Regions from separate parts of the Mus musculus genome. Here region 2 is linked to region 1. Evidence: chromatin loops called from intact Hi-C (ENCODE). Cell type or tissue: left cerebral cortex. All regions are shown on one strand.

Evidence for each region. Peaks named below come from ENCODE experiments on the same cell type or tissue, not always from the same donor. Only the 100,000 strongest peaks of a DNase experiment are listed, where the experiment ranks them.
Region 2: it touches region 1 in a loop (2.2-fold over the local background); 8 of 42 quality-filtered maps call a loop at or near these places.

Annotation. Positions count from the first base shown.
Region 1 is chr11:119,510,689-119,518,688 of GRCm38, forward strand. Endov (endonuclease V) reads left to right here. Exons shown (of 9, transcript NM_001164636.1): 9 at 1-777. Among named protein-coding and RNA genes, the nearest start is that of Gm39484, 8.5 kb to the right of the region's middle. In left cerebral cortex, CTCF peaks have their summits at 4,585 and 6,418; DNase peaks (open chromatin) are centred at 4,515, 5,388 and 6,512; H3K27ac peaks cover 4,332 bases.
Region 2 is chr11:119,791,784-119,799,783 of GRCm38, forward strand. It overlaps Rptor (regulatory associated protein of MTOR, complex 1), which reads left to right. Exons shown (of 34, transcript NM_028898.3): 8 at 6,986-7,086; 9 at 7,539-7,683. Among named protein-coding and RNA genes, the nearest start is that of Rptoros, 39 kb to the right of the region's middle. In left cerebral cortex, no CTCF peak of the experiment used is centred here; DNase peaks (open chromatin) are centred at 3,100, 4,778, 6,308 and 6,512; H3K27ac peaks cover 6,156 bases.

The DNA of each region.
Region 1 (8,000 bases):
GGTATCGAAGGTGAGGAGCAAGCATCAGCGTCGTAAGGTAGAGGCTTACCCACCTGGCCCACTCACCCCAGCAGCAACCCAATCCAGCATCCCCACTGCACTGCCCTAACCAATTGATTAATTAAAAGCAGAGGCACAGAACAGCGGCACGGGACCACTGACTTGCAGATGAATGGCCCAAGAAGTAGTCAGGTGGGTGTCGCCGTGGTGATAGAATAGGACTCTGGTTCCCATTCCCCACACAGAGCAGGCGCCCGCTGCTCCAGGTCCTTAAAGGCTCCTGGGAAATGGGAAGATAAAGTGCAGGAGCCGGGACTCCAGGCAGAGGCACCTGGATCAGGTCTTGATGGAGAGGGTGTAGTTTGGGCTTGGGCTGGGATTTTGTCTTGTTTTGTTTTAACAGGGTCTGATCACAGCAGAACTGGATGACCTTGAGCCTCTGGTCTTCCTTCTCCCAGCTCCTAGCAGTGGGGCCACATTGCAGGTCTATGCCACCACACTGATGCTGGAGATCAAAGCCAAGGCTCTGTGCTTGCTGAACAAACACGACCAACTGGGCTGGAGAGGTGGCTCAATGGTTAAGAGCACTGACTGCTCTTCCAGAGGTCCCGAGTTCAACTCCCAGCAACCACATGTTGGCTCACAACCATCTGTAATGGGATCTGATACCCTCTTCTGGTGTGTCTGAAGACAGCTACAGTGTGCTCATATACATGAAATAAATAAATCTTTAAAAAAAAAAAAAGAAAGAAAAAAATACACTACCAACTGAATGACATCCCAGCTTGGTTTTACTTTTCCTCCTTTAAGTCTCTTTGATGGTGGTTTTCAAGTCAAAGCCAACTCCTGCATTGTTTGGCTTGTAGTGAGACGCCTGCACCTTCTTGCCCGAGTCCCTCTCACAGGCAAACTTATTTTAGCATATGATTGTTTTCTTCATTATTTTAAAAGCATTTTTGTGTGTGTCTGGGTGTGGTATGTGCATGTAACTGTAGTACTTGAGGAGCAAGAAGAGGACCTCACACTGGAATTACAGACTGTTGTGAGCCATGTCGTGAGGTGGACTTGAGTGCTGGGCACTGAACTCTGCAAGAATAGCAAGTGCTTGAGCGCTCTTCCCTGAGGAAGCACCTCTCCAGCCTCTGGGTATCTACCTCTAGTGAGCATGCCAGCATTGCTCCTCCCCCACCCCTGCCAGCATTGCTCCTCCCCAACCCCTGCCAGCATTGCTCCTCCCCAACCCCTGCCAACAATTGCTCCTCCCCCACCCCCACCCCTGCCAACATTGCTCCTCCCCCCCCTCACCCCACCAGATTTAGAGACTGCAGACTGGCTTCTCGGATGTTGCCCATCCATCCTCTGCCCTCTGATGTTAGCCACTGCTTATGTGCCCATGAATGTGCATGCACACATGTGCACTCCCACACATGTCCCTGCACACAGGACACTCAACTGAGTAGGGTATCATAATTACATTCATTTTACTTGTGCAACCTCTTGTTTCTCCCCTCTTGGCTTTCCTCTTGTCTAGGGAGGGGCTGGCTTACCTTCTGTGCACCCATTACTTAATTCTCCCTACCACCACCACCCCACCACAGTGGAGCCCAGCAGTGCACATCTCCTTCAGGAGCATTGGTATCAGAAGGCCATGTGTGAGCTTGACTCCTTGGTACCTCTGGTAGCCATTCTCCAAGAAAGCCTAGCGCCCCCACCCTCCTAAATTTGTCTACTTGCCTGGCATTAGGGTCACTTGTGTGATTCATAAAGGATGAGAAAACAGGCAGGGGCTATTCTCAATGTCAACATGTGTGGCTGACTCTCCCTCCTCCCTCCCTCTGGTATCTTTAGTTGCTATGTCGCAAGCTGTCTGAGGATACCACTTTGAAGTGTCTGCTCCACCTCCCCAGACTTTGGCTGACAGCAGCCCTGTGTGTCATCATCGTAACTTCTTGAGACCCTGGGGAAGAGCCCCTAGCCCATCTGCTTCCAGTCTTCTGTCCCTCAGAAGCCACACGCCATAGTCTTTGACCTGAGGTAATTTGTTTGCCAAAGAGCTAAGTGACACACACACATTCTTCCCCCCAGACCAACCCATCTCCGTTGCCTTTGCTGACGCACCACCACAGGTCGCCGAGGGTAGCCCTCCTAAGCTTGGGTGGGGGTTTTCCGTCTTGACCTTGAGGTTCATTCAGGTCTGCACCCTATACGATTCTCCATCTCAACAAAGTGTCTGTTTTAATCCTGCATTAGACCCTTTAAGCTGTGTGCCCGTCCTTTCTACCCCAGAAGCCAGTGCTCCTGATGGTCTTGTGGCTCAGTGGTAGAGCACTTGCTTAGCATGAATTTGATCCCCTCGTCCTTGCCTACACCACCAAAACAGTTGAGATACAGAAACATCATTTTGGGTGCTTGTGGTGTCCTGTAACGTTAGCTAGTTTCCCCTGTCAATTATGTGGAGCGAGGCCACCCTAGTTGATCAGCTTTTACAACGATCACAAAACACTGGAGAGAACCGTGTTAAAGGAAAGAGAGGTTTATTTTGGCTCATGGCCAAGGGTCGCTCTGGAGCCTGAGGGGAGGCAGCATGCCTTACTTAGTCAGGAGCCACGATTGGTCTTGTGACAGCCAGAAAGCAAGGGAGTGAGGAAACGGGGTCCTGTGGTCCCCTACAGGATTATATCTCAAAGGTCTCACCTAAACCTCACCTCATAGAGGTCTTCCACCTTCCCAGAGTGCCAGAGAACGGGCAGGAAGCCTTCCACACCTGGGTCCCTCAGATGGTTCAGATCCAAAGGGCTGCTGTTCTGGGGGCTGAAGCTGAGGCTGGGGCCCAGTGATGGGGTAGGGGACTGTGCAGTCTGAGACTCTGTTGCCCCCTTTGGCTTTCATGCCCTAGGGCCCTGGCACAGGAGCAGGCACAGCAGCTTATGGTCTCCTCTCCCTCTAGGTTAGTGGGTCACAACCTGTGTGTGGGGGTGGGGGGGCACATGACCATGTCACATGAATGGCATATTGGATATTCTGAATATGATATATTTTCATTATGATTCATAACAGTAGCAAAATTACAGTTATAAAGCAGCAATGGAGATAATTTTATGGTTGGGAGTCACCGTAATTTGAGGAACAGTGTTAAAGTGTTAAGGAGGCTGAGAATCACTGCTCTAGGTGATCCTTGGTCCCTCTGATGCTCCTCCAAAGGGAACCAGGAGGAACAGTGGACTGGAGCCATGCAGAGTCACCCTGGTTTCAGTCAGACCCTCAGATGCAAGCTAAGCAAAGCAGAAGTGGGTCCTCAGGACTTCATGCAGCTTGGTCTCTGAGGTCCTAGGAAAAAGCCATGCTACCTCCTAGACATCCTCTTCCTCCGCTGACAAGGAACAGTATGATTAAGGCTCCATTATTAACTTGCCAATCTTATTTCTGGGGCACAGCCGCTAACAGCTTAGGGGACCCACTTGGCATATAACGAGGTCTCCATGACAAATTACTTGGCTATCAATTAACTATCTGGGGAAATGTCATGCAGGATCCGTCATGCTGGCAGGGGAGAGAGAGCCAATTAACCTGGAGCAGTCAGTCCAATCCATACTCAGCCTCCAGCAGGGCTGGAAATGAGGCGAAGGAGCCTGCAGGGGCCCACAGTGGGCAGAACCTTCCCACCACCCCAGACGGACACAGGCTCCGTTCCTTCGTTCATAACATGGTCACTGGTCATGTGGCCGAAAAGGTCTCGGCTGAGGGGACCAATGGTTGGGTTAGACCATCTCTGGGAGGGATAACTGCACTGCCAGTGTCCATTGCTTAACATGTGACCGCAGGAAGCAAAGGGTCACCCACATCCTCAAGGTAAAGGGGACAAACGGCAGAGCTGTGAGATAAAGGGGTGGATGGACCCCAGAAACACAGCGCTGGCGACAGAGAAGCAGAGAACAGCCAGGATACTGCCTACGGACAGGTTACAGCACACTTGGCACATGGGACCATTGGCAGCACACTGGCAGCTACCGGCAGAATCCTGGCAACCTTCAAGGCTCTGGGATGCTCTGAGTCTTTCTGGAGTGACCCACTGCACCTCTAGCTAAATTTGACTGCCTCCCTTGCTCTGGCAGGTGCAGGCTTGGCCCTGACTCCTGAAGGCCAGGGCGGGTGTCCTGGGAGTAGGACAGAGTCATCCCGGACGAAGTGCGCGACCCCCTCAGCTGGCATTATAAGCCACAAAGATGGAGGGCTCTGGTGACTCTGGGCCATTACTGCCTGTACCTTTGGAGATCTGGCTTTGCTTTTAGAAAGGCCCTCTGGGTGCTAGGGGTGCCCACTCAGAACAGCAGCCCAGACCCTGACCCACCACACCCTTCGGCTTTGTCCGCGCCACTCAGCCAACCAGTGATTGGCAGCTGCCACTGCCCCGCCCCCAAACCTCATGCCTATTCATGACACTGACATATGGCACCTCCGTGGGGGGCTGAAGGGATCTGCTAGTTGAGAGAGTGCAGCTTGTCCCCATTCGAGCCCTGCTGAAGCAAAACAAATGCAAGATGCGAGGGGAGCAGAGGCGGCCCGGAGGCGTGTGCGCGCCTGTCGGTGAGCCTGTGTCTGCACACTCGCCCTGCAGGGACGCTGCGAGGGGGATGCAGGGTGAACCGGGGAGGATGGAAGGACTGGGCCTTCAGAGCCTCCTGGTTCTCCGCCGTGGGGTCCTGAGGAATCTGGCTGTCTGCCCATTGCCCCAGGCAGGCTTACACAATGAATTTTCCTCTCTTACACTGAGCACTGGGCTACAGACCGTGGGGCTATACCAGAGGTCTATATCAGAGGTCTGCAGCCCCAACAGAAGCAGATCTTTGGGAATGACAGTTCTAGCATCAGTCCAGAGGACTCCAGGCTCAACCCGAGTCTTGTCTTTTTATCTTTTCATTGTGTACTGGGATAGTGTCTCCCTTTGTTGCCCATGGCCGGGAACTCCTGCCTCCGCTCCCAATTACAGGTGTGTACCACCATGCTTTGGAGGTGCTGTGGCCCACAGAGGTCCTGTCTCACGTCTGGCTCCTCTTCCATTACCCTCTTCCTGAGGCTGAAGAAGTAGGTTTGGCTTTCAGACATCCTTGGCAGGGATGAGGCTAAGGGCTCTTTTTCCCAGTCTAGGCCTGGAAACCAACTTGGTATGTATATCCTAGAAATGCCATTGGATCCAGGACCTGCCTGTCCTCACTGTGCAAAAAAACGCCTCTGGCCACAGCCCCTGCCCTGATGGGACGGGCCCAGGTTGATTGGGCACTGGGCCGACTATGTTTCAGGCACCGCTGTGCATTGAGGCATCTGCTGCCACCATCTCCGGGCAGATGGCTTCCAGTGAGCTAAGTGTGTGCGGGGGAAGGGGTGCCATAGGAACCCCTTCCCGCAGGGAGCTTGGGGGCGGGAGAGGCAGGCACCCGCTAGAGCGAGCAGGGAGCAGACCACATCTGAAGGAGAGGCTGGGACCACACGAGTTCTGAGTGGGGTAAAGCCAATGAGTTTGTGGAGTCCCTGCCCATCCTCGGAAGAGAGGTGAGGTATCTCATGGAGCAGGGTTAGCCTTTCCCAGCAAACCTGGCTGGGTGGTCTTGGGTGACTTCTTTCTTTCAGGTTCCCAATGCCTGACAGAAAACCATCCTCAGACATCTGCCAGCTCCCAAACTTGAAGCTTCAGTAGGATGAGGGTGTCACCAGCACACAGACACTTGTCTGTTAGGGGGTGGTACAGTGAAGACACACTGGCACACCCTACCAGGCTCACCCAAGGCTCCCTGAGGGCTAGTCTTTGTGCTGTGTTAGTTGAGGTCACGGTGCTGGGCAGGGTTCTTTACCAACTGTCCCTAGCCACACCGGCAGCAACTGGAACCACAGGGGCGAGGGGCTGCCCAGTCTTCTGGCCAGGACACTAGCTGGGGTCAGAAATCCACTTCTCTCCCGGCTATCCCCAAAGCCATGTCTACTGCACTCAGGACTTACAGAAGAGCCAGGAACCTCAGTTCTCAAGGAAGAGGTAAACAGAATCCATCCTGGAGAGTTATGGTAAGGCAGGTCCTCCAGGGGCATTACGGAGGAACTGTGGGAAAGTTGTCAAGGAAAGAGCAGGGCGCCAGCCAGCAGCCTTGCCAGCGTGTCCATCAGGTGCCCCAGGTCCGAAGGCCTGCAGCCAGAGCTTGTGTGCTTGAGGCGGCTCTCTTCATTCCTACAACCACCTTGTAATGGTTTATGTCTGTTACCTCTAAGACTGGGCTGAGGCAAGACTGAGGAGGTCTGGGTGGCACCTGGGCCCGAGCTTCCCGATGCAAGGCGGGGGTGGGGAGCTGGTCTGCCCCATGCCATCCCTAGCATGTGGACCTGTGAAGACTCTGTGTTCTATAGAGATGCTGACTAGTACCTCAGACGTCCAGAGAGGGCAGCATGTGGGCCTCCCCTTCCTCCCCTTCCCTCTAGGCCTAAGGAGGCTGCTCCTAGCTGGCCGAATACTCTCCCGCTCATACCAAATGCCTCCTCCTGCCATGACTCAGCCCGGCTGTTACTCAGCCTCCCTTCTGCTGGCAGCTGCCTTTTGTTTTTTGGATTTGAGTTTGTTTGGGGGTTTTGTTTTGTTTCTCCCCCCTTCCCCCAAGTGTAATACTGGCACTGAGCCAAGGCAGGGTGTCTCTCACAGCTCTGGCCTCTGCCTATGCAGGATCAGGAGTGGCTCTCCGGGTCACGAAGGCTAAAGGCAGAAAATGGTCAAACCCTGGGTCTAGTCATCTGGGCACTAGGGACTTGGTCACCTCCAGAGAAAATTCAGGCCCCACCCCAGTCCCACCATTGGTTCAGCCAGATTCTACAGTTTCTGGGGTATCCATCCATCCAAAACCAGCCTTCCCAGTCCATAGCAGAATGGACAGATGAGAGATGAGGCGCTGTGACCCTAGGATCCAACATGCCCTCGATGTCGTAGTGTGAATATCCAGAGATCAGAGGCTCTCTTGGAAAAGGAAAGGCCCAAAGTTCCAGCTTTCATAGAGCAAACGGTGTGTCCTGGAGAGTTGTCATGCCCATGGCTGCCCTGGGGAGCTAATGAAGGCAGCCTAGCCCCAAGGTTTCTCTGTCCTTAGGAGGCACCATGCCAGGCAAGGTGGCCCTGACAGGGATGATTCTGTCCTGGGACTGGGCCCACAAACAGAATGGACAGACAAGAGATGAGGCACTTGAGCTAGAGACCCAGTCTCTTGAAGTGGGATTGGCATCTCCTTTAAGGGTGACGGCCACTAGGTGAGGCGGGAGCAGTGAGAAATGACATCACATTTCTGTTTCGACTCTGAATCTGGAAGGTTCACCGAGGAGAGCATTTGCATTTAGGAAGGAGGGACTGGCTTGAACCTGAGGGAACTTGAAGAGGAGAAGGGATTTGCAATGGGTATCAAGAGACTTGCTGCTGCTCTTGTGGCCTCAGAGAATGGCCTGCTGGGAGGAGGGCTGAAAGACTTTTGCCTCCTGGACAGAGATCCAAGGTTTCAAGGTGCAGAAAGAGCTAGAGCCCTGGTGAATGGTGCCTTTGTGGTACCTCATGGGAGAGTTAGGTAACGGCAAACTGACATGGGGGTTCAGATAACCATGGGAGACAGTTCCACAGTGGAATAAGCCAGCTCTGCCCAGCCCAAACCTTTCTTGCCACCTGCAGTGTCTTCCCAGCCCTTCCCTCCTCTGCTACTCTGTGTCCATGTCTCATGCAAGGGGTTGGATGGCAGCCTCAGAAAGATGTATCTGCCTAGAACTGGGGCCTTACACAGATAAGAGTTCACAGATGCCACCAACTTACATGCCTCAAATACATGTTTCCCATCCATGGGCATGGACCCAGTCAGTGTTCCACATTTGCTGACCTTAAAAACCAGGGCACTCTGCCCCATTGCTTCAGTGATGGTCTGATAGGTGGGTAGCCAAGCAGTGGGGCCAATTCAGCAAACCCCACTGTAGCTGCAAGGAAGTCAGGGAAG
Region 2 (8,000 bases), 280 kb after region 1:
GGGTTTTTAATTGTATGTTCGCATATAGAAATGTGATGCATTTTGTAGAGTGGCCTTGTTTCCTCTGAACTCACTAAACTTACTTCCGGATTCTGGTCGTTGTATTGCAAATTCCTTAGATCTGTGTTTATAATTATGCCCTCTGCAAATGCATACGGTTTTCCAATGTTTGCATCTCTTGTTTCTTTTTCTTACTCTATTGAACTAACACCTCTGGTACAGTGTTAAATGTAAACCATGAAGCTGGGCAGTCAGCCTCTGCCGTCGCGGATCAGTGGAGGGAAAGACATCCTGTGTTTTGTTGTTAGGCATAGCGTGACCTGTGAGTGTTTCATGGCTAGCCAACACCAGGTAGGGAGTTCCCTCGTTTTCACTGATTGGTGCTGAAACTTGTTGTATAACTCTCCCTGCATCTGACCAAGGAAAGCCATGGCTGCTAAGGTTTGAACATCTTCCTTTCTTCTGTTAATGCGCTATGTTGCTGTTAAACATTAAAACAAAACTTGGTTCCTCTGACTGACTTAGCATCAGCTCACGTTGCCCTTATACAGGTTGCGGTGCTCCACTGAGGTCTTTGAAGATCTGCACACCCACTCTTCACTGACCTCAGCCAGGACTGCCCTTCCAAGTGACTTCATGCCTGCTACTCAGTGCCTTGGAGGCCTTGGCTACTGTCTGCCACCACCATGCTTGTCGGTCTGTCTTTCTGTCAGTTTGTAGTTTGGGGGAGGAGGAGGCAGCTCTGACCTGTGCTGACTGTGTGGCCTTTCTCCCCCTGCATATTTTCCTTTCAGTGTTTTTAAGGTTTCTCTCACCAGCTTTGACAGTTTTACCTTAGTATGTGCATGGGCATTTTTTTTTTTTTAAGGTATTCTGCTCTGTGTCTCTGTCATCTCCTGGTCTGGATGCTGTGGGCTGAATTATGTGCCTTAAGAGTTCTTAGTTGAAGCCCTAGTATTTGGAGATGGGGCCCTAGAAGATAAGTAGGTTTTAAATGAATTCTTGGGAGTGAGACCTTGGTGAAGAGGCAGACGGTAGGACGGTCTTTGTGGCTGCTGTGTCCTTGTCTGTCTATGTGTGTCTGTGTCACTACTGAAAGCTGACTGCCACGCACATCCTCTCAGCACATGCATAGCCCTTCTATGGACTCTCCAAGAAGACCGATGTGAGTCATTCGATAGCACCAACCCTTAGGAACATGGGAAGCCATAAGCCCTGAGACCTGTGCATTGTTCATTGCCTGACTCCACGTGGCACTGTGGTACCAGCTCCTCAGTGTCGGTGTGTTTGGTAGGGAGGGGGCGGTGCTGCTACAGCACTGGGAAACCACACTCCTGAGACTGTCCGTGGGTCACGGTGTAGGCCACAGATTCATGATCACTTGACGTCTGTGAGTGTTTAGAGTGTGTACACTTTGAGGAGTTCAGGCGGCATAGGGTATTAATAGGTTGTGGAAGAAATATCAAGGCATGTGGTTTGTGGTCTAATTTAGCTAATGAAAAATATTTTTACAAGTCTCATAAACACTCATTGTCCAGCAAATTAGCTTCAGGCATCAGCACTCTGCCCTACAACCCTGAGTCATTAGAGGGAAGTGTCTGTGCAACCATACGCTCGTGCTTCAGTGCAGCCTCTTACTGGGGCTCTGGATGCATCTGGACGTGTGCACATGTGGACTGATTGAGTAGCTCCTGCCTTACTGAAGAGCCAGCCATGATGCACTGACCCTGGTTTTCAAAGGAAATTGATGGGTTCACCTCCCATGCTCCTTGTCTCAAAGCATTTCCAAATAAGGAATCATTTGCAGTGAGTCCACAGCGCTCTCCACAGTCACCTCATTGTGGTCATTTGAGAAGTGGCGATCCACCACACCCTGACTGACTTAGTCCGTTTACACAGGTGCACAATGTGTAGCTTTTAAAGGCCTTCCCTTTTTAGAAACTGCCTCTCTTTTATGGAAAAAAAAATGGATTTTTTTCCTTTGTTATGTAAGGACTGTGTTTTTAGCAGTATATCACTAAACACAGATAAGCAAAAAGGATTTTTAAAAACACCTGTAATTTCTGCCCTGCCAAGATACTCAGTTAGGACTGGTGGATCCTTCAAACTGTTTTCTATATCTGTGGGCATTTATGACAAGCATGCAGCCTGCCCTTCCACGGGGTCTCAGTGCGTTACACATCGTTTGCTGCTGTGCACACTGAGCCAGCCAAGGGATGTGCGCCAGGGTTCATAGTGGATTTTAGATAGTAGGACTTATATCATGTTATGACTGTCTTCTTATGTCCTTACTTTGTGGGAAAAGCATGTCTCTGATATGACAGTGCCATTTTCCTGGAAGCTGGAGGTTTGTTTTGTGCACACAGAGCATTGTGATCCCTCAGTAGTGATTCTAGCATTGACCAACCAAGCACACATGGGCACATGAGCATAGTGCATTGTGCCAAGCCTGAGGCCAGCCAAGACACTGTTGTTACAGCACAGAGAATGTACTGAAATGTGAAAGTGCATGTGGGTAAGGGAATAATTTGGGGAAGACTAACCTTTGAGTTAGCACCCATACTGCTTGGTTGTCCTGCGGTCTTTTTCTGTTGCTATGATAAAGCAACCAAGGGGAGAAAAGATTTAGTTTAGCTCACAGCTCCAGTTTAGAATTCATCATGGCAGGAAAGTCAGGACACCGCAGGAACTGGAAACACCCAGGACCCAAATTCAGGGAATGGTGCCACCCACTTTTAGGATAAGACAGTCACCTTTCAACCTCATTCACGGGCCAACCAGATCTGGGCAGTTAATTCCTCAGTACAACTCCGGTGAATCTGTGTATGGCAAGTTGACAGCTACAGCTAATTATCACAGGTGGACACACAGGCAAGCTAGAATCTTTTTCTGTCTTGCCTAGTCACTGCAGCACTCTTGGGATGGCCAGGTTCCCTTTCTTCCACCTTGCTCACTTCAAGAGCTGAGAAAGACCCTGAGGACACAGCTGAAGAATAGCGTTTAAACTGACTCCTTTCCTGTCCCCGTGCACAGCTGCCAGCTGCCATAAAGAGTTAGGATTCTATCCACTGGGCGATGGGGAGTCTTAGCAATGAGTGGGAGTTGCCGCTGTTTTCAAGTAGAAGTTCTGTGACTCAGGTTTGTGGGCTGCTGAGATTATGCAGTGTGCTCAGCACTCTGCCAAAAACTATAAGAAGATTGATACATATCGAGGAACGAAAGCCATTGCCCATAGGAATTTATTATCTAGTTACAGAGGAGATTAGCATAGAGGAGCAATGGTGAATAAGTAATAAAAAGAACACAAGCAAGGGCTTCGAGGAATGCCTGAGCTCCTCAGAGGTGAATGTTGTTAAAGATTTGAAGGTTATGCAGGAGCTTCACTAAGCTGTCAGGCCCAGGGCATCTTGAGCTACACAGAATAGATGGAGATCCTGCTACACTGAGTGGGACCTGGCCCCAGGGGAGCCAGAGTCTCTGACCCACGAAGGAGCGTGGGCAGCATAAGCAGACAGACAGAGGCCAGCTCTGACGTCTCCAGCACTGTGATGTGACTCTGGGCCAGCCAGGAGAAGAATGGATGGAGAGTGGTAACAGGTCAAACACACTCAGCCCTCAGCTTGCTCGGTTAGTAATGGTTTCGAGGCCCAGAAGGGAATCTTCTGTTTTCAGAAGTCTTTATTCTGTGCCTCAGAGGCCTGGATGTTCCCCCCTGTGTCGTGTGCCCAGGTCTAGCTGGGACATGCTCAGCCTGCTCTTCTCCTGCTCATCTTGCTACAGATGCCTAGCAGTCCTTAGAGATTCTAAGTGGAGACACTCAAGTCTGAGCAGTGGGGAAACTTGCTTTGCTGTTGGCTGCCCTGTGGTTTTCTAGCTGTGAAGGAGAGAGCAAGCACAGGAGGAGCTCTGGTTCATGTGGGTCAACAAGACTTGGGCATCATCAGCTTGCTGTAAGCCTACCTCCTGCAGCCCTGGTCCAGTTATTCCTAGTCCTCAGTACCTTGTGAGGCAGATGGTAGGCCAAATGTGTCCAGTTGTTCTCCACTTTCCCCCAAGGCCTCCAGCCCCACTTTGTGAGAATGAAGAGAATACCTTCCTGGGAGGTGGCCCGTGTGCAGTGGCACACATGGCCGTAGTCTCCAGTCAGTAGTCAGCCTGTCACAACTGGTCTGAGTGTCAGTACCCAGCTGAACAATAGGTTTTTGTACAGGCTAGCTTTGTGCAGCCCCATGTGAGGATTAGGTGGGGAAGGCTATGCTAGTGAGACACAGATTGGTGTGTTGCTCATAGGAATGAATGCATAGAACAAGAAATGTCTTCTCACTGAGGTTTGGATGACCACTGTTGTAACAAGGCCTGTCTGTCAACTAGGTGAAGAAGGGAAATGGACAGTCTTGCTGAATGACTGCAGAGGTCATGACAAGGGCCGGGGGGGCGGGGGGGGGGGTGCGCTCGGGATGAAGAGAGTATGGCCCAAGATGATGCCAGATGGCCATTCCAGAAGTTGCCCCACCCTGAAGTTATCATGTGCACAGCAGTGGAGACATTTAAAAGTGGTCACTCTGTGGCAGTTGGTAGTCAGCAGCGATAGCCTGGGTGTTGAAGTCAAGGAAGATGAGCCCTGGCAGGAAACAGAGAGCTGCAGGGAGCAGTGTCTGTGGGAAGATGGGAACAAGATGGGAATAAGCCCTCGTGCCGACAGCAACAGCGGGAGGGGAAGGAGGGAGGGAGAGCTGAGGAGGCGGCATGCCCCTGCCAAGGAGGTATCTGGCTGCCACGGCATCTGCTGTGCAAGTGTGACCTGTTTTATTTTAGTCCCGTGTGTGTCACACATAAGGTTAGTTTTTGTGACTCAGAGCCGAGACACAGGATGCAGAAGTTGCCCAGCCACAGCACAGCTGGGACTAGAATTTGGCTTCTCATCTTTCAATCCTGTGATCATTTTCCACATTAAGTTTGTCCTTGGTTAGCACTGAGGAGTTAAATTTTAAAAGAGCCCCTGTGCTTGTCAGTGGACTTTGTAGGGCCTAGAGAAGCTTCCTGAATGGGGTGAGGTCTCAGGTTGGATCCCTCTGGGTCCTACTGTAGCCTGTGATGATCCAAGATAGGCTCCCAGTTTCCCAGGCACAGAAGCCACAGCTCCAAAGTGAGGAGTAGGCTCACTTCTACCTTCGTCATCCCAAAAAGGACCTGTCTGCAGACGAGCCAGCAGCCACATCACTGCTCGCCCACTAGACAGGTACTCAGTCAGTCAACATGACTGATCTGTCTGCAGCAACTGGGCAGATTCTTTGCCTATGTCCTCATGACAATCTCGGGGGAAATTGGTGGTTGGGGGTGGGGGGTTCAGGTTGCTGTGGGATCCTAACCCAGACAACACATGCTCTGCTCACAGTGGCTGTCGGGGACCGAGGCTAGGGTAGAGAATCTTGCCAGCCCACTTCTCACTGCCGAGAAGACAGCTTTGGTTCACATTCCCAGAGACTGTCCCTGAGAAAACAAGGTGATCTGTGGTGACTTCACTTGACTCCAGGCATGTGGGCTCTTCCTGTTAACAGTCTAGGTCTGGAGGCAGACCATGCTCAGGCTCTGGTTCTTAGAGGCCCTGTACCTCTCCCCAAAACACTGCCCAGTGCACAAGGCACCAGCCCCATACACGCACACCTCCATGTGGTGGTCTCCACGGTAAAGAGCAGTAAGGACAACCCCATGCTCAGTGGAAGGGCAAGCCAGTCCCCAACACCCCATGCCGAGTTCCTCCCTGGGCCTTGCTTTCTCTTTAGTAGTAAGGTACGTAATGGTCCCCATACATGCTCAGCACTAGGCTGTGTGATAGCATGCCAGCCTTTGGAAATAAACCTGATGTAAATGTCATGTGTCGTTTACCCCCTCTCCCACACACCCTTTTCTCTCCTATCACTAAACCACCTTGAATATAAGGACATATTTTTGTTTCTAAACCAAATGGAATTCTTAACAAGAACGAGCTTACTCAGTGTAGCTGTGTTAGGTAGGTAGCCTGGCCCTGCTCCCCTCTGTTCCTGAGTCTTTGTCTTTGAGTTGTTCTTACTGACAATACCATCAACTAGGTGACTATAATGGGAATTATTAATCTGTTCCACCTTATAAATAGCAAATCACACTCTAGTCTCTAAACCAAATCACTGTGAAGATTTTCCTTCTGGGAGGAAGAAAGAGTTTCTAGTCAGATATAATTAAACGTGCTACCTAGTGGGTAAAATTAAGCTTGCTGCAGAGCAGAAAGAAGCATGCCCACACCTTAGGGCTTTGAACTACTCTGGTCTCCAATGGACATATGCTTGCCACAGACATGGATGCTCTGCCCTGTCAGGATGCAGAGCCTTCTCCTGGGTTAGCACTCAACACAGCTTTCCTTCACCTCCCTTTCCGTCGTGGAAGTGGCCACTCCCTCCCCAGTCTCTCCCTTGAGTGTCTGCAGTCTCTGCACTGCCTGGCCTTTCATGCATGCACATGCTGTGTGCTTCTCATCCGTCCTTCCCACTGGTTGTACTCTAGTGGACCAGCTGAATGACCGCGAGGTGAGTAGGCTGTGCCGGGGAGAACTCTCTTCCTCAGCTCTTACAGACTGAAATGTATGGATCCCCTGACAGCACAAGATGTGTCCCTGAGCCCCGTTGGCTTGTGCTACGTGTGTGGAACTGTGCAACCGTGTGTTGGCAGCTGTTCTCTGTCCACACACACAAAGGCAACAGAAAAACTGTCGGTGTGTCTTCAGTGGAGAGGGAAAAGTAGGAACTGCTGAGGGTGAGCCTGCGTAGTTTCTTGTCTCCTTCAAGAAGACATGTGGGAACTGTGGGAATGCTAGGGACTCTAGGAGGCCTTCCCAGCCACAGCCCTGCCTGCTGTCTTTGAGCCTGAGGCTCTCCCTCTCTGTTCCCACATCTGACTCCCTGGCCTATTTCAGTAGGCATGGCAGCACTAATGCAGTGGACATCTTGTCTAGGATCCCTGGCCGGCTGAATGACCGGAGGACCCCTCTGGGAGAGCTGAACTGGATCTTCACAGCCATCACAGATACCATCGCCTGGAATGTGCTCCCTCGGGGTGAGACACCGCACCAGTCAGAGCCAGTGAGGAAGCTCACAGGGCCTGGGAGATAGCAAGGGGAGCAGACCAGTCTAAGGAGGCTGGCACCACCACGTGTGTTCAGGACCAAGGGTCCAATGCTCAGTGGGTGTCAGCCTTGCTCTCAGCTCCGTAATGCTTCCCCAGCAGGCTCGGGGCTCAGCTTCCTGAATAAATACTGGCACTACCTTTGAAACCAGAATCCCAGCTATAAAGCGTGTGTGCTTTGTTTATAGTTTGGCTGGGACTGGGGTATTTGTTCATATGTAGGCTGATATGTGCATGTGTGTATATATATTACCAGTGTGAAATGTGTGTGTCAATCTCAACTTGTGTGTAATATTTTTTGATGGGAGAGAATTTGTGGTTTTGGCTTCCAGTCCTGGGCACAAATCACTGAAGGTTCCTTGTTATTTTTTATCTGCCCTCAGATCTCTTCCAAAAGCTTTTCCGACAGGACCTGCTCGTGGCAAGTTTGTTTAGAAATTTTTTATTGGCAGAAAGAATCATGAGGTCATATAACTGCACCCCAGTAAGCAGCCCGCGGCTCCCCCCGACATACATGCATGCCATGTGGTAAGTGTGTCTGTCTGACAATTCTTTTGTGCTTGGGTCCTTGTTTGTATGCCTGGCTGCTTTGAAATGGTGGGCTTCTTGGAACCATAAAAGTACCCTGATCTGGGGAAGTGTGACACCAGCCTGGAGACCGGGGATTCTCCTTCAGAAAGAAGGAGACTTTGAAGGTTAAAAAGGTCAACAGCCTTGGGCCCCACATTCCTCAACTGATGGAGGTGGTTTGGAAGGTTGTAAAACCGTTACATTACAGTGGAGACTTGTTAAAAGAGAAGAGTGATTGGAGAAATGCCTTGAGGTTTTCCTAGCCAGCACCCACT